Regions from separate parts of the Homo sapiens genome. Here region 2 is linked to region 1. A link is an interaction called in ENCODE POLR2A ChIA-PET data of the cell type or tissue named here. Cell type or tissue: MCF 10A. All regions are shown on one strand. Links, peaks and the distances in the headings refer to the core of each region. The heading gives the core; the rest is flanking DNA.

The links. Peaks named below come from ENCODE experiments on the same cell type or tissue, not always from the same donor. Only the 100,000 strongest peaks of a DNase experiment are listed, where the experiment ranks them.
Region 2: POLR2A ChIA-PET joins it to region 1 with 5 read pairs; 6 of 35 experiments call an interaction of 5 or more read pairs at or near these places.

What each region holds. Positions count from the first base shown.
Region 1 is chr10:74,161,938-74,168,635 of GRCh38, forward strand. The region is part of intron 1 of ADK (adenosine kinase); the gene reads left to right. Among named protein-coding and RNA genes, the nearest start is that of ADK, 14 kb to the left of the region's middle. RefSeq lists an enhancer at 5,659-5,778. In MCF 10A, for the core only: no CTCF peak of the experiment used is centred there; no DNase peak of the experiment used is centred there.
Region 2 is chr10:73,895,169-73,905,839 of GRCh38, forward strand. No RefSeq gene overlaps it. Among named protein-coding and RNA genes, the nearest start is that of PLAU, 11 kb to the right of the region's middle. In MCF 10A, for the core only: no CTCF peak of the experiment used is centred there; a DNase peak (open chromatin) is centred at 4,403.

The DNA.
Region 1 (6,698 bases), core at 4,098-6,597:
CAAGCAGTCCTCCTGCCTCGGCCTCCTAAAGTGCTAGGATTACAAGCCTGAGCTGCATGCCTGGCCTCTTAACCCTTTAAAGATTTTTTTGTTTGTTTTTTAGACAGAGTTTCACTCTTGTTGACCAGGCTGGAGTGTAGTGGCACGATCTTGGCTCACTGCAACCCCCGCCTTCTGGTTTCAAGCGATTCTCCTGCCTCAGCCTCCCAAGTACCTGGGGTTACAGGTGCCCGCCACCACACCTGGCTAAATTTTGTATTTTTAGTAGAGACAGGGTTTCACCATGTTGGCCAGGCTGGTCTCGAACTCCAGACCTTGTGATCCGCCCACCTTGGCCTCCCAAAGTGCTGGGATTACAGGCGTGAGCCACTGGGCTCGGCTGCTTGTAGCATTTAATGGTGCAAAATGGATTCATGTGTTGTCTATAAATTCTTACCAATAATGGGAGTTGATGGAGAGAACTATTACCTGAAAATACTTCACGATTCTTTGGCCTTTCATTTTTTTGTTAAATGGAGTGAGCTTGTGTGCAAAATCAACCTGATACTAAAGGATAAGAAAGGTACTCCCGATTGCATTTCTTTTGTGTGTGTGTGTGTGTGTGTGTGTGTGTGTGTGTGTGTGTGAGACAGAGTCTCACTGTGTCGCCCAGGCTAGAGTGCAGTGGCATGATCTCACCTCACTGCAACCTCCACCTCCCAGGTTCAAGCAATTCTCCTGCCTCAGCCTCCTGAGTAGCTGGGATTACAGTCATGCACCACTGTGCCCAGCTCATTTTTGTATTTTTGTGTTTTTAGGTTTCACCATGTTGGCCAGGCTGGTCTTGAACTCCTAACCTCAAGTGATCTGCCTGGCTTGGCCTCCCAAAGTTCTGGGATTACAGGTGTGAGCTACCACGCCTGTCCCCAGTTTGCGTTTCTGTTCTTTCTGGTGACCATAGTGAGCTCGATTATAATAGCCATTTATTATATTTGTCTATGGGGAAAAATTCCCTCAGAATAAATACACTTCTCCTACGTGAACAGTAACATTTTCTTTCTTTTTTTTTTGAGATGAGTCTTGCTCTGTCACCCAGGCTGGAGTGCAGTGGCATGATCTCGGCTCACTGCAGCCTCCACCTTCCGGGTTCAAGCGATTCTCCTGCCTCAGCCTCTGAGTAGCTGGGACTACAGGTGCCCGCTACCACACCTGGCTAATTTTTTGTATTTTTAGTAGAGACGGGGTTTCACCATGTTAGCCAGGATGTTCTCGATCTCCTGACCTTGTGATCCATCCGCCTCGGCCTCCCAAAGTGTTGGGATTACAGGCGCGAGCCACTGTGCCCGGCCAACAGTAACCTTTTCTTAAGGTCCCGTGGTTGATGTCTTCACTCATTCTTTCTTCTTTTAATATAGTAGAATTGCGTATTTGGGGGAGGAATAGAGTTTCTGAAAGAGTGAATGTACAAAGAAGATCCCAGTGACCTGTTAGAATGATGAATCTCTTTTCTCTGTGTTAGCAAGCCTTTAATTAGTAAGGCTGTTTGCAGTGTAATTAGAACTGCACAAGCATGGAAGGTCAGTAATACTGTTCAGAATTTCATAATGTACTGTGTAACATAACATACTGTGAAATGAATCCATAGTACCACAAAATTTGTTTTTAAAGAAGTTTGTCTCTATTGACTCATCTAGGAGGGGTCACTTAAAAACAAAATAGGGCAAAAAAGTCAAATTCAGATGTCTTAGGTTTTCTCAAATTCCTTTAATCTCGATATAGCAAAAGAAACTGTTTCCTTCTTAGCCCTAGAATGGCAGTCTGAAAAATTATCTAAGTTTTTGAGGAAACAAATTGAAATACAAGAAAATTATTTCCTTTACAAATAAACAGTTCTCTTGTTTGTCTTTGAACTTAACCACATAGAGATTTAAATAGTTTGTTGTTTTATAGGCTTGACTGAGGAAGTCTTCTCCTAAAATAGAATTTTTTAAAATAGTTTTTTCTCAGCCCAGCTGAGACCTTAGTTATCATTTTTAGTTCTTAGTTTTGTTGAAGATTGAAGCCATTAAGCCGTAGAAGTGATGCAGATTTATGCTGTTGTCTATATCTGTTCTCACCTACTCAGGATGAATTGATTATAAAACATTTTATCATAGGATAGCATGTTGATGCATATAAAACATAGTGATGAAATTCTACTTTGTCTTGTTTTACTTATTGCTTGTTCATCCAAATGTATTAAATTTGATTGTTTAGGTTTGAGATATTATAATAAAACTTGGTTACATTATTAAATTCAGTACATAGTATAAAATGTTTATTAAAAATAGTATTTTAGGCTGGGTATGTTGGCTCATGCCTGTAATCCCAGCACTTTGGGAGGCTGAGGCAGGCAGATCACTTGAGGTCAGGAGTTCGAGACCAGCCTGGCCAACATGTTGAAACCCTGTCTCTACTAAAAATACAAAAATTAGCTGGGCATGGTGGTGGGCGCCTGTAATCCCAGCTACTTGGGAGGCTGAGGCAGGATAATTGCTTGAACCTGGGAGGCAGAGGTTGCAGTGAGCCCAGATTGCTCCACTGCACCACAGCCTGGGCGACAGAGTGAGACTCCATCTTAAAAAAGGAAAAATTTGTCCTTTTTTTTTGGGAGGGGAGTGTAGGTTCTTCTCTACATAATACATTGACTTCCTTAGGGGTATTCATCTCTGTGTTTGCATATCCTAAGGGTGTTCTTTAGAGAAATATATACATTTCTAGACTTATACTCGTAGATTCTTATCTTTGCCTAGTTTCCTCTGGAGGACAAGAATCTCTTCTTTAGCACTATTTCCCCCATATTTGTGTAGCATTCCTACATTTTTCAAATGTAAAAAAACACCACATCAGAGACCTTTGACCTCAGTTCTCTGTGAAGTTTCAATAAACTCGATTCCTGAGAAGACGTGTTAGTTTCTTGTAGATATCAAGTCAAACTCAAAGATCTTTAAGTGTTTTCTTTGTTTCCCAAGATGTTGATTCTTTACTCTCATAAAACAGGTTAAAGCAGGCTCTCTCAGCCTTTCTCTTTGAGAAACTACTTTCATATTTCCGAAGACTGCTTGGGAATGCTGGTGGGAGTTGGGATAGGAGCAGCGGAGGGAGGAGATGCCTAAGAGTGCCTGTTCTCAGGTAGAGTTGGAAATGTTCCCTCCTAGAGCTGAGATTTCCTGCAAGACATCGAGTTGGGGTGTGAAAGCAGCAGATTTCAGTATCAGCCAGATGTGGCTTTGAAATGGTGGTTCACAGTTTCTTGTGATTTTTGAAAACTCTGAACATATTTTAGACTTTTTAGATTATTAGTGCTTGATGAGGTACTTAAAATCAGAGTCTAATATTTGGGTTGTACAGTTGAGGGTATTAAAGCCCAGAGAGGCTAGGTGGTATCAGTAAGGTAACACAGTAAGTTACAGCTACTAAGTATCCAAGGTGAGATTTGATCCTGAGTCTTATAACTTACCGTTGCTCTAGGCTCTGGAATAAGAAATGAAGCATCAATTTCCTGGGGAGCTTTTTTTTTTAATTAAATTTAATTTTTTTTAAGATAAGAATAACATATTTGAAGAAAATGTCAAGTACTTTCACTTACATTTTCTTATTGATCTCCACAAGAAGACAACCAGGCAATCTGTCTTTAGCTGAGGAAACAGACCCCCGAGAGGTTAAGAGTCCCTAAGTAGTAAACATTCATCTCACGTTCAGGACCTCTGACTCATGTGTCTTGCTGTTTATATTATGTATGAAGATAGAAATTGAGAAGCTGTCAGTAAATTCTGTATGTGCTAGATAAGCACCCTGTTTAAAGAAATTCTGTGGCAATTGTCAATTGTGTTTTATAATCTTGTCTAGACTTGTGTCTCTCAAGTTTTCTTATTCACACATATGTAGTTTTATCCCCCCCAAAATAATTATTCTCTTGTGGGATCTACTTAGTGGTATGGTTTGCAAATGGATTAACTCATTGAACTGGAATTTTTAGTAGATTATATTTTCTTTTTTCTCATGTTTCTTTGAGACAGAGTTGCTCTGTTGCCCAGGCTGGAGTGCAGTGGCCTCCTGGGTACACTTCCACTTCCTGGGTTCAAGTGATTCTCCTGACTCAGCCTCCCAAGTAGCTAGGATTAAGGGCATGCGCCACCACACCCAGTGAATTTTTGTATTTTTAGTAGAGACGGGGTTTCACTGTGTTGGCCTGGCTGGTCTTGAAGTTCCAACCTTAGGTGATCTGCCCGCCTCGGCCTCCCAAATTGCTGGGATTACAGGCGTGAGCCACCATGCCCGGCCAGTAGATTGTATTTTCTAATCAAAACTTTAGACAAACCAATTTTGCTTGTGTTTAATTAAAATGTTCTAGTTAAGAACAATTTATTAGTACTATTTTTTGAGATGGGGTCTTACTTGGTTGCAGAGGCTGTAGTGCAGTTGAACAATCTTAGCTCACTGTAACATTCACCTCCGGGCTCAAGCCATCCTCCCACCGCAGCCTCCCAAGTAGCTGGGACCACAGGCTTGTGCCACCACGCCCAACTAATTTTGGTATTTTTTGTAGAGATGAGGTTTTGCCATGTCACCCAGGCTGGTCTGAAACTCCTGGCCTCAAGTGTTCTGCCCACGTTGGCTACTCAGGAGGCTGAGGTAGGAGAATCGCTTGAACTTGGAAGGTGGAAGTTGCAATAAGCCAAGATTGCGCCACTGCACTCCAGCCTGGGTGACAAAGTGAGACTCCGTCTCAAAAAAAAAAAAAAAGAAAAAAAAAAAAGAAATGGTTAAAATAGGAAAAGTCTCAGTTCCTCTTAGCTATTTCTGATTGCTACATGACTTCCATGAAGCTTTTTAAGCTTTCACTCAGTTCTGAGGTGTTTATATGAGCTTGTGAGGAACTTCTGGTTACAAACTGTAATACCTATTGGCTTTTAGCATGGTGCAAGGAAAAGAGCTTTGGATTAGGGATAAGGACACCTGAGTCCTATTAAGGTCTCTGTCTGGATTTGTGAATGCACCTGTTAAGTGAGTTGTATAGACTAAAATGTTTTCCAGACTACATGAGCCTTTTTGAGTATTGCACAAGTGGTATTTTATAAACGAGAAATAGAATAAAAAATATTGTGCATTGAGTACCTAAGAGGTAAGTATTGCTCTGTGAATCATTGTTTCAGTTATATGTATAGGGTACTGGGTTACAATGTAAAAAATGTATTTTTAATTAAAAAAATATAAATGTAGAAAAATATAATAGAGATGAGGTCTCACTATGTTGCCCAGGCTGGTCTTGAACTCCTAAGCTCAAGTGATCCTCCCGCCTCAGCCTCCCAAAATGTTAGGATTACAGGCGTGAGCCACTGTGTCTGGCCAAAAAATGTATTTTTCACACAGTTTGGTTTTCTATTCCAAAATTTGGTGGCTTAAAATAACTACTTTATTAGATGTCATGATTTTTGGATTAGGAATTCAGACACAGCTTGGCCTGTTGATTCTGTTCTATATGGTGAATAAGATCACTTGGAGGTGTTTAGCTGACAACAGGTCTGGTCTGGAGGGTCCATCTTATCTTTATTCACTCACCTTATGCCTTAGGGTAACTGGAGGCTTGGCTCAACTGGGCTTCTCTTAGTGTAGTTTGAGATCCTCTCTGTGGTTTCTTCAGCTGGGTAGTTGGACTTCTCACGTGGCAGCTCCAAGAGACCAAAGCAGGAGCTGGCAGCCCTCTCAAAGGCTAGCTTAGAATCTGGCATAGCATCACCTTCACTATACACTATTGGTCAGAGGAGTTCCAGGCTAGCCCAGATTTAAGAGAAGGGAACATAGACTTCTTGTCTCTAAGATATTGTTCCCATTTTAAGTCTGCCACAATTATGTAAAATAATTTAGAAAAACATGACTGAATTATATATCCAAGCTTTTAATTCTGTTATTGCCCTTTGAAGGATGATCACTTTTAAAGTGTTTTTTCCTCCATTGGGAAATTTGTCTGCTTTTGGTAAATTTTCATAGTTCAATTTGAGTATGTATATTATTTTTCCATGGAATACTGAGGGTTTTATGCTTTTGAAGAAATGATTTAAAGTTTAAAATTTCTTTCTCTACATTGATCTGCTGGTTTTAATTCTTTGAATAGCACTTATGATCATTTGATGCTGTTCTTTTTTGTTACTTGATTATTCATCTTTCTCTCCTTAGAATGTAAGTTCTAAAAGGGCAGCACATGTTCTTGATCTTTGCCAAATCTGTAGTGTCTCCTGTAGTAGAACAGATGCTCGATAAATATTTGTTGAGTTAATGAATGAACAATTTAAAAGATTGTGAGCTGGGCGCGGTGGCTTACGCCTGTAATCCCAGCACTTTGGGAGGCCGAGGCGGGCAGATCATGAGGTCAGGAGATCGAGACCATCCTGTCTAACACAGTGAAACCCCATCTCTACTAAAAATACTAAAAAATTAGCGGGGCATGGTGGCATGCGCTGTAGTTCCAGCTACTTGGGAGCCTGAGGCAGGAGAATGGCATGAACCCGGGAGGCGGAGCTTGCAGTGAGCCGAGATCGCGCCACTGCACTCCAGCCTGGGCGACAGAGCGAGACTGTCTCAAAAAAAAAAAAAAAGAAAGAAAGAAAAAAAAGATTGTGAAGTATCATAGATCAGATCTACGTTGAAATGATAAAAATAAGGAAAATCTTTTTTTAGAC
Region 2 (10,671 bases), core at 3,418-5,917, 270 kb before region 1:
TGAAGAAAGGTGAAAATTGTCAGCCCTATCCGTAGCAGAACTCCATTTGAGTCAACTTCTCTTTCTTTCTTTTTTTTTTTTTTTGAGACGGAGTCTCACTCTGTCCCCCAGACTGGAATGCAGTGGTGCAATCTCGGCTCACTGCAAGCTCCACCTCCCGGGTTCACGCCATTCTCCTGGCTCAGCCTCCCAAGTAGCTGGGACTACAGGCGCCCGCCACCACGCCCGGCTAATATTTTGCATTTTTAGTAGAGACAGGGTTTCACCGTGTTAGCCAGGATAGTCTCGATCTCCTGACCTCGTGATCCACCCGCCTTGGCCTCCCAAAGTGCTAGGATTACAGGTGTGAGCCATAGTGCCCAGCTGGGTCAACTTCTCTTTCATCTCTAACACTCACACTTGATCCTTGTCCCTTGCCAGCAGGTTCTTTATCTCCATCCCAGTCCCCACCCCCATCTCAGTTCACATCACTGAATGTCGTTGCTGCTGTCTTCTCACGTCTCTGAGTCTCAGTCTCAGAGTCTGCTAGATCCTTCTGTTGTGGGATCCTTTTGTTTTGGGTAACTTTTTTTGTAGCAAAATATATCAACATAAAATTTACCATTTTATTTTATTTTATTTTATTTTTATTTTTTGAGATGAAGTCTCAGGCACTGTTGCCCAGGCTGGAGCATAGTGGCACCATCTTGACTCACTGCAACGTCTGCCTCCCAGGTTCAAGAGATTCTCCTGCCTCAGCCTCCCAAGTAGCTGGAATTACAGGCATCCACCACCATGCTTGGCTAATTTTTGTATTTTTAGTAGATACAGGGTTTTCACCATGTTGGCCAGGCTAGTCTTGAACTCCTGACCTTAGGTGATCCACCCACCTCGGCCTCCCAAAGTGCTGGGATTACAGGCATGAGCCACTGTACCCAGCCAAAATTTACCATTTTAAAAATTATTATTTATTTTATTGTGGTAAATTATACATAACATAAAATTTACTTTTTTTTGAGACAGATTCTCACTCTGTCACCCAGGCTGGAGTGCAATGGCATGATCATGGCTCACTGAAGCCTCAACCTCTGGGGGTCAAGTGATCCTCCCACTTCTGTCTCCTGGGTAGCTGGGACCACAGGTATGTGCCACCATGCCTGGCTAATTTTTTGTAGAAATGGAGTTTCACTATGTTGCCCAGGCTGGTCTCGAGCTCCTGGGCTCAAGCAACCCACCTACCTCAGCCTCCCAAAGTGCTGGGATTACAGGGGTGAGCCACCGTGCCTGCCACCTACCCTGCCCTACTTTTTATTTATTTATTATTATTTATTATTATTATTATTTTTTAGACAGAGTCTCACTCTGTTGCCTAGGCTGGAATGCAGTGGCGCAATCAAGCCTCAAACTCCTGGGCTTGGCCGGGCACAGTGGCTCACACCTGTAATCCCAGCACTTTGGGAGGCCAAGGTGGGTGGATCGCCTGAGCACAGGAGTTCGAGACCACCCTGGGCAACATGGTGAAACATGTATTTCTCTACTAAAATACAAAAAATTAGCTGGGCATGGTGGCATGCGTCTGTAGTCCCAGCTACTCGGGAGGCTGAGGCATAAGAATTGCTTGAGCCCAGGAGGTGGACATTGCAGTGAGACGAGATCGTGCCACTGCAGTCCAGCTTGGGCTACAGAATGAGACTCTGTCTCAAAAACAGAAACAAAACAAAACAAAACAAAAACCAACCAAACAAACAAACAAAGAAAACTCCCAGGCTCAAACAATCCTCCACATCTGGCTAATTTTTTAAATTTTTTGTAAAGACAGGGTTTTGCTCACTATGTTGCCCAGGCTGGTTTTGAGCTCCTGGCCTCAAGCAATCCTCCCACCTCAGCCTCCCAAAGTGCTGGGATTACATGTGTAAGCCACCACACCTAGCCAAAATTTACCTTTTTAACTATTTTAAAATGTATATTTCAGTGACATTAAATACATTCACATTGTTGTGTAAAAATCACTGATACACATTCCAGAACTTTTTCATTATCCCAGACAGAACCTCCACCTGTAAATAATAACTTCCATTCCCCTTCATCCTCACCCCCTCTAACCACCATTCTATTTTCTGTCTCTATAAATTTGCCTATGTTAAGTACCTCATGTAAGTGGAATTATACAATATGTGGCCTTCTGTGTCTGGCTTATTGCACTTAGCATAATGTTTTCAAGGGTCATCCATGTTGTAGCAGGTATCAGAATTTCCTGGTTTTTTTTTTTTTTTTTTTTTTTTTTGAGACAGAGTCTTGCTCTGTCACCCAGACTGAAGTGCCGTGGCGTGATCTTGGCTCACTGCAACTTCTGCCTCCCAGGTTCAAGCCGTTCTCCTGCCTCAGCCTCCTGAGTAGCTGGGATTACAGGTGTGTACCACCATGGCCAGCTAATTTTTGTATTTTTAGTAGAGACAGGGTTTTACCATGTTGGCCAGGCTGGTCTTGAATTCCTGACCTCAAGTGATCCGCCTGCCTTGGCTTCCCAAAGTGCTGGGATTACAGGCATGAAGCACTGTGCCCAGCCCAGAATTTCCTTCCTTTTTAAGACTAAATAATATGTCATATATGTATATGCCAAGCTTTGTTTATCCATTCATCCATTGATGGACACTTGGGTTGCTTCCACCTTTTGGCTGTTGTGAATAATGCTGCTATGAACATGGGTATAAAAATATCTGTTTGAGTTCCTGCTTTCAATTCTTTTGGGTAGATACCTAGGAGCAGAATTGCTTGATCATATGGTAATTCTATGTTTAACTTTTTTAGGAACTACCAAAATGTTTTCAACAGTGGCTGCATCATTTTACATTCCCACCAGCAATGCACAAGAGTTCCAATTTCTCCATATTCCCACCAGTGCCCTTTTTTTTTTTTTTTTTTTTGAGACGGGGTCTTACTCTGTCACCCAAGCCAGAGTGCAGTGGCATGATCATAGTTCACCGCAGCTTCAAACTCCTAGGCTCAAGTGATCCTCCCACCTTGGCCTCCTCAAGTACTGGGATTGAGGCCAGGCACGGTGGCGCACACCTGTAATCCCAGCACTTTGGGAGACCAAGGTGGGCGGATCACTTGAGGTCAGGAGCTCAAGACCAGCCTGGCCAACATGGTGAAACCCCGTCTCTATTAAAAATCCAAAAATTAGCTGGGTGTGGTGGTGTGCATCTGTAATCCCAGCTACTTGGGAGGCTGAGGCATGAGAATCAATTGAACCTGGGAGGTGGAGGTTCCGATTAGCTGAGATTTTGTCACTGCACTCCAGCCTCGGTGACACAGCGAGACTCCATCTCAAAAAGAAAATAAAGTACTGGGATTACAGGTGTGAGCCACTAAGCCCGACCACCAACACTTTTTCTTTTCTTTTTACTTTTGATAATAGCCATCCTAATGGGTGAGAGGTCATAGGTGAGATCGTTTTTGAACACAATACTCCAGATGCCTGAGTGTTTCAGGCTCCAGGGTCTGCTTCTCCCCCTGAGACCCCACCTCTCCCAGCTCTGAGAGCTGGTGTTTCCCTGTGGTGGCAAAATCACCCTTGCAGCTGAGCAGCCAACATGGTTCTTTCTCCTGCACCCTCTGGTTTCTTCCAAGCTCTGAAGAGCTGGCTATCTCTCTGCCTTCCACTTATGTAGGGTTGGACTGAGAAATAATACAGGCTCTAGGGAGAATACTGACTCTATTTCTGAGCCCACACTCTTCTGAACTTCTTTTTCCACATAGTCTTCCAGACCAGAGGCTACTGTGCTGACTCCATGGAGGCCAGCTATGGCTTTGACCTGCCACTGACCTCAGAACTAGAACAGCATCCAAAGTCTTGGGCAAAACTGTTTCTTGGTCCCATAAGGACCCAGGGGAACATCTTATATTGCTCTGGCTACAACCCCCATGCTATTTGAATCAGCCCCTTCCTTTGCTGAAGTTCATATCTGGGTTTAGGTCTCCAAGACAGACACTGGGTGTGGTGATTCACCCTGTCTAATCCTCATGACTCCTCAAGGGGAACTTGGAGACCTGGAATTTTGGTCAGGAGTCCCTGTTCATATTCCCAGAACCCAGGCTCTCTGGGGTAACATTTGTTTATGTTGTTTAATAGTTACATCCTCTCCATGGCCTTCTGATGTCAAGAGCAGGCCACGTCAAACCTGGCCCCCATGTTCATGTCAAAGCTGGCCCCTATGGGCTACAGACGTCCCAGGCTTTGCTTCAGCCCAGGCCTCACCCCCTTTGCTTACAAGTACCTGATGAAAATTTCTTTTTCTTTTAGCTGATTCTGTCTTCTGTGAAAGCAGGTGGAAAAGACGTTCTGCTGCATTCCACAGAAGGGAAAACAGGCATATGGAGGGAAGTGACTCAGCCAGGTTCATGGATGGAGTCAGCCACCAAGCCAGGAATGGAGCTCTATCCTCTGACTCTGAAACCACAGCCTTCACCACGGCAGTCACTCCTTTCCTCAAGAGGAAGCTTCAGCTCATGCTCGCAGATATGGCCTTTGGACTCAACAGGTGCTACTGGCATTGGGCAGTGGGGCTTTCTACCCCCGGTTCTTCCCACTCCAATCCAGGAGACTACTGGCCTTCAAATATGGATTTCATGGTACAGCACTTTAAAGGAACTTTCTAAGACTTCCTTTTTTTTTTTTTTTTTTTTTTTTTAGACACAGTTTTGCTGTTTCCCAGGCTGAAGTGCAGTGGCACCATCTCAGCTCACTGCAACCTCTGCCTCCCCGTTTCAAGTGATTCTCATGTCTCAGCCTCCCAAGTAGCTGGGAATACAGCCACCTGCCACCACGGCCGGCTAATTTTTTGTATTTTTAGTAGAGATGGGGTTTCACCATGTTGGTCAGGCTGGTCTCGAGCTCCTGACCTCAGGTGATCTGCCTGCCTTGGCCTCCCACAGTGCTGGGATTATAGGCGTGAGCCACCGTGCCAGGCCTCGAAGACTCTTTCTAAAGCAAAGCACATGACTTTCCAAGTTTGGAAAATCAAAAGCCCCTAAAGATAGGAAAGATGACAGCTGTACAAGTCCTCATGCCTTCCGTTGCACTCTCACTTCCTCTCTCGGAGTCCTCTCATTTCAATTCCCAATTCCATTACTGCACCAAGATTCTGGGGTTCATGCTCCCCACAGCCCAAGCACAGACAAATTTCAAATCACTGTCTTTTGCTTCCTATATTTCAACTGAGATTGATGGAGATTTTCAGTTTTACTAAACTTAAGCACACCCTTGCTCAAGAACCTGCAGTACCTTTCTGGAGTCTATGGAATCAAGTGCACACTTCTAGCTGCAGTAAGATCTTTTATAATCTGACCTCACTCTAGTTGAACTTAGCTCTCATGCAATGTAAACCTTCCCTAATCAAGCCAGACTTCTCACTGCTTGTGCATACATCTACACACACACACACACACACACAGAGAGAGACTTAAATACATACAGGTTTATTCTCCACAACACGTAAAAATGTTTATTCCTAGCTCCTGTCTCTTTCCAGGGGTCTTACCTGGAATTCTTGTTTCCTGCCCTCTGCCAATCCCAACCTCACCCATCTTTTAAGATTTGTTCATGGGTGAGCGCGGTGGCTCACACCTGTAATCCCAGCACTTTGGGAGGCTGAGGTGGGTGGATTACTTGAGGTCAGGAGTTTGAGACCAGCCTGGCCAACATGGTGAATCCCGTCTCTACTAAAAATACAAAAAGTGGCTGGATGTGGTGGTGTAAGCCTGTAATTCTAGCTACTCAGGAGGCTGAGGCAGGAGAAATGCTTGAACCTGGAGATGGAGGCTGAGGCAGGAGAAATGCTTGAACCTGGAGATGGAGGCTGCAGTGAGCTGAGATCATGCTACTGCACTCCAGCCTGGGTGACAGAGCAAGACTCTGTCTCAAAAAAAAAAAAAAAAAAAGATTTGTTCAGGAAGCCAGGCATGGTGGTTCATGCCTGTAATCCCAGCACTTTGAGAGGCCAAGGTGGGCAGATTGCTTGAGCTCAGGAGTTCAAGACCAGCTTGGGCAACATGGTGAAACCCCTTGTTCTCTACCAAAAATAGAAAAACTAGCCAGGTGTGGTGGCGGGTGCCTGTAGTCCCAGCTACTCAAGAGGCTAAGCAGGAGAATTGCTTGATCCTGGGAGGCAGAGGTTGCAATGAGCCAAGACAGCGCCATTGCACACCAACCTGGGTGACAGTGTGAGACCCTGTTCCCCTCCCCGCCCAAAAAAAAGATTAGTCCGGGAAATCTCTAACTTTAGTGTCTCCAGTCTCTGAACTTCTGCTGCGTTTGTGGCTGATAGGCTGCTTAATGATTAACAACTTTTACAAAAATCTTGGTAAAAATTACATAATATTTACCATCTTTATAATTTTTTATGTGTGCAGTTCAGTAGTGTTTAGTACATTTCGCTTGTTGTGCAACCAATCTCCAGAACCTTTTTTTTTCAAGACGGGGTCTCACTCTGCCTCCCAAAGTGCTGGGATTACAGGCATGAGCCACCGCGTCTGGTCCAGAACTTTTACATTTTGTAAAACTGAAGCTGTATACCCACCCATTGAACAATAACTCATCATTTCCCCCTTCCTCAGCCTCTGGCAACCACCATTCTACTTTCTGTTTGTATGAATTTGACTATTATATAAAATATAAGTAGATTTAAGTGGAATTATACAGTATTTGCCTTTTTGTGACCAGCTTATTTCACTTACTATGCTGTCTTCAGGGTTTATTGAAGTTTTAGCATGTGATGGGATTTCGTTCCTTTTTAAGACTAATATTCCATGTGTAGATATGCTGCATTTTGTTTATCCATTTATCTGCGTGGACATTTGGGTTGCTTCCCCCTCTTGGCTATTGTGAACAGTGCTGCTATGAACAAAGGTATGCAAATCTCTCATCAAGACCCTGCTTTTACTTCTATATCTAGAAGTGGAGTTGCTGGATCATCTGGTAGTTCTGATTTTTTGAGGAACTGCCATATATCAGCTGCACAATTTTACAATCCCACCAACAGTGCACAAGGATTCCACTCTCTCCACATGATCACCAACACTTGTTATTTTCTGTTTATTTTTTCTTTATAGTTGCCATCCTGTTTAAAGACTTTTTCATTGTTTCATGTAAATTCATTTTGTCTTCCTAACAGATTTCATGTGTCTTCAGGGCAGGAATCTTGCCCTGTTCTCCTGTGTACCCTCAGTGCCTAGCACCGCATGAGGCATGTCCTTAGGTGTCTGAAGGTCCTTTTTGGTTGATTGGATGAAATGAACAGTTTGAGTTGAGCTTAGTCCTTTTGAGAACTTAGGGTAGAATTCCCTTTACAAACAGAACAAGCTGACTGCTATGATACAGACTGAATGAATCTTCAGGACACTGCTGCACTGTGGAGCAAAGTCTGCATGGGGACAGTGTCACTGTCGCTTCCTCTTTGACTGAAGATGCAATATTGTGGTCATCACACAAGCTGCTGGGTCTACTCTCCCTGCAAAGCATAATGCTCTGGAAACCCAATTCTATGCAGGTAGAATCAGAAGACCTTAGAAATAAAAACAAAACCAAAAACTGACCTTGAGAAGCTCAGAGGAGGGCCAGTACGGGAACTGAGAGGAAACATCACAGATAGACAGGTACTAGTAGGTACAGCTATTCTCAACTCTGCTTTGTTCTAACCGCTACTTAATTTCCCTTCATTTTCCTGAGGTCTTGGGGAGCCAATTTTTTATTCACTGCTATGACTTTGAGGGTTCCTCTGGGTCTCCAAGCTCTTTTTTTTTTTTTTTTTTGGAGACAGAGTCTCACTATGTCACCCAGGCTAGAGTGCAGTGGCATGCTCTTGGCTCACTGCAACCTCTGCCTCCCGGGTTCAAGCAATTCTTGTGCCTCAGCCTCCTGAGTAGCTGGGACCACAGACGCATGCTACCATGTCCAGCTGATTTTTTTTTTTTTTAAATTTTAGTAGAGACAGGGTTTCACCATGTTGCCCAGGCGGTCTTGAACTCCTGAGCTCATGCAATCCACCTGCCTTGGCCTCCCAAAGTGCTAGGATTACAGTTGAGCCACTGCACCTGGCCTCCAAGCTCTTTTAGTCTATATGGAAAAGTCCCTCCACTTAGCCATTTGTTTGGCATTTAAAAAATAAAACTATCACTAGGAATCTAAAAAAAGAACAAGTACAAAAGTGCTGAAGCAATTAACTTTCTGAGAACAGATTCTCTAGAAAAGTCGCCTCGAGGTGGTTTGGTTGGCACAAGGCTCTCAGGTATACATCCCTTTCCTTGATTCATCCCTGTCTGGGGAATGCTGCCCAAAGACCTGCCTTGTAGTCCCGGGCCATCCCCACCTCTGTGTTCTCCTCCGGCCCCCATCTCAAAGGATGGGGTTGAAGTAGAAGCCCCAGTAGATAGATAGTTTGTAGTTTAGTTGGGTGAAAAAAATAAAACAACACTCCCTAGATATATGATGCATTGGCTGACATTTTCCCCACTTGTTTGGTGATGAGAATCCTCTGGGTCACCTATTAAGGTTCCTTCAGATTCCCTCCTATCAGATTCCTTCACTTGAGGCCAGGAGTTCAAGACCAGCCTGGACAACATAGAGAGACCTCATCTCTACAAAAATTAAAAAAATAACAGGGCATAATGGTGCATACCTGTGGTCCCAGCTACTAGGGAGGCTGAGGTAGGAGGACTGCTTGAGCCAAGGGGTTTAAGGCTGCAGTAAGGTATGATTGCATCACTGCACTCTAGTCTGGGTAACAGACTGACACGCTGTCTCTCTTTAAAAAAAATCAGATTTCTAGGCCCCATCTAAAGAATCAGAATTTACAAATGGGTAACCTGAAAATCTGTACTTCTTCAACTTTCAAGCCAAGTGACTCTTATCATCAGACAAGTGTGGCAAAGATAACATTACTGAATATTTATTATTTCAGATACCTGGGCATCTACTCAACAGGGCTTTTTTTCGTCTTTTTTTTTTTCCCCCTTCAGGGAAGGATAAAGAGACAATGCCATCTTAGTGATGATTATCAACACAGGCTTGGGAGCAGGAAACCTGGGTTTGATTTGCCAGGTATTGGCTGTGTGATCTTGGACAAGTTATTTAACCTCTCAGTGCCTCAGTTTCTTTATCCATAAAGTGGGGATGATATTGCATCTCCTTCACTGAGGATCAAATGAAATAATGCATACAGAACTGTTAGTCCAGTGCCTGCTAAATAAAAGCCATTGTCAATAAATAGATGCTATTGTTATTTCCCCATAGAAGAACCCTAGAGTATCCCCATCATATAAATATGGGTGAATAGTTGTGGAAAAGGAAGACTGGCTATGGGTGGTTCCAGGAGTCCACACAGATATATAAGCACAGCCAGAAGGCCCAGTGATCACTTCTCTGACTAGACCCAGCAGACACAACTGTGGCTGGCTACATTAGACAAATGGAAGAACACTTTAATCAGTCTGGTTCAAGGTGGGCAGGCAGGAATCAAGGCAGACATGACTTGGATGGACAGCTGGAGCTATCCTGGGATGTCACCATGGGTTAGAAGTAGGAAGATTCCCAGTTAGAAGGACAAGCACCTCCACTAGCCTGATTGAATTTGATACTGCCTCAGAGATAGTTCTCCAAACCTGGAGTCAACCAGGTCTGCATGTGAGTCTTGGTGCTTCCATTTCCCTGGAGTTTAACCTTGTGGAAATTGCTTAAGCCCAGTGAACCTTCATTTTCTCATCCATAAAATGGTGACATTAATAGTACCTTCCTTAAAGGTGTTAAGATGTAAAAAGAAAATGAATGTAATGCAAATAAAAGTTGGTTATTATTATTATTATCTATCTTTAACAAGGGATAAATTGTAAGATTGTATTGTCCCCTTGGAGACAACAGACTTCTTTTTTATTTTTATTTTTTGAGACAGAGTCTCATTGCCCAGGCTGGAGTGCAGTGGTGTGATCAAGGTTCATCGCCACCTCAACCTCCCAAGCTCAAGCAATCCTCCCACCTCAGCCTCCTGAGTAGTTGGGACCACAGGTGTGTGCCACCACTTCTGGCTAATTTTTAAAAAATATATTATAGAGACGAGGTCTCACTATGTTGCCCAAACTGGTCTGATACTCCTGGGCTCAAGCCATCCTCCTGCCTCGGCCTCCCAAAATGTTGGGATTACAGGTGTGAGCCACTGCATCTGGCACTCTTCCTTTTCTTTAGTCCCTGCCACATTCCCCACCATCACTGTCTCCAGAGTAAACAAAGAACGCCCATGTAGATTACCCACATACTGTTCCTCCCATTCACTCTGCACACACACCTGCCTCCAGGGATCCCTGCTCCCTCTTCCCACAGATATTCATACATTTAGTCCTCTAGCAGCCTTCTCAAAGGAGACTGTCCCCTCTGCAGGACGTGGCTGCCTCCAAACCCTCCTCAGAGGCTCAGCAAACCAGAGAAAAGAAGCACCTTCTGCAGGAGGGTGGGCAAGATAGATTGAGGATGGGGATGGATGGTGATCGGGAAAAGGGAGGAGCTGAGGATTCAGAATAAGAAAGGAGAGGGTGGAAATGTGTCATGAAGTTCCTCAAAATCTGTGAATCCTGAATCTCATCATTTTTAGTGAATGAACTCAGATGATTCACTTCCCTTCATTAGCCTCTATTTTCCTCTCTGTG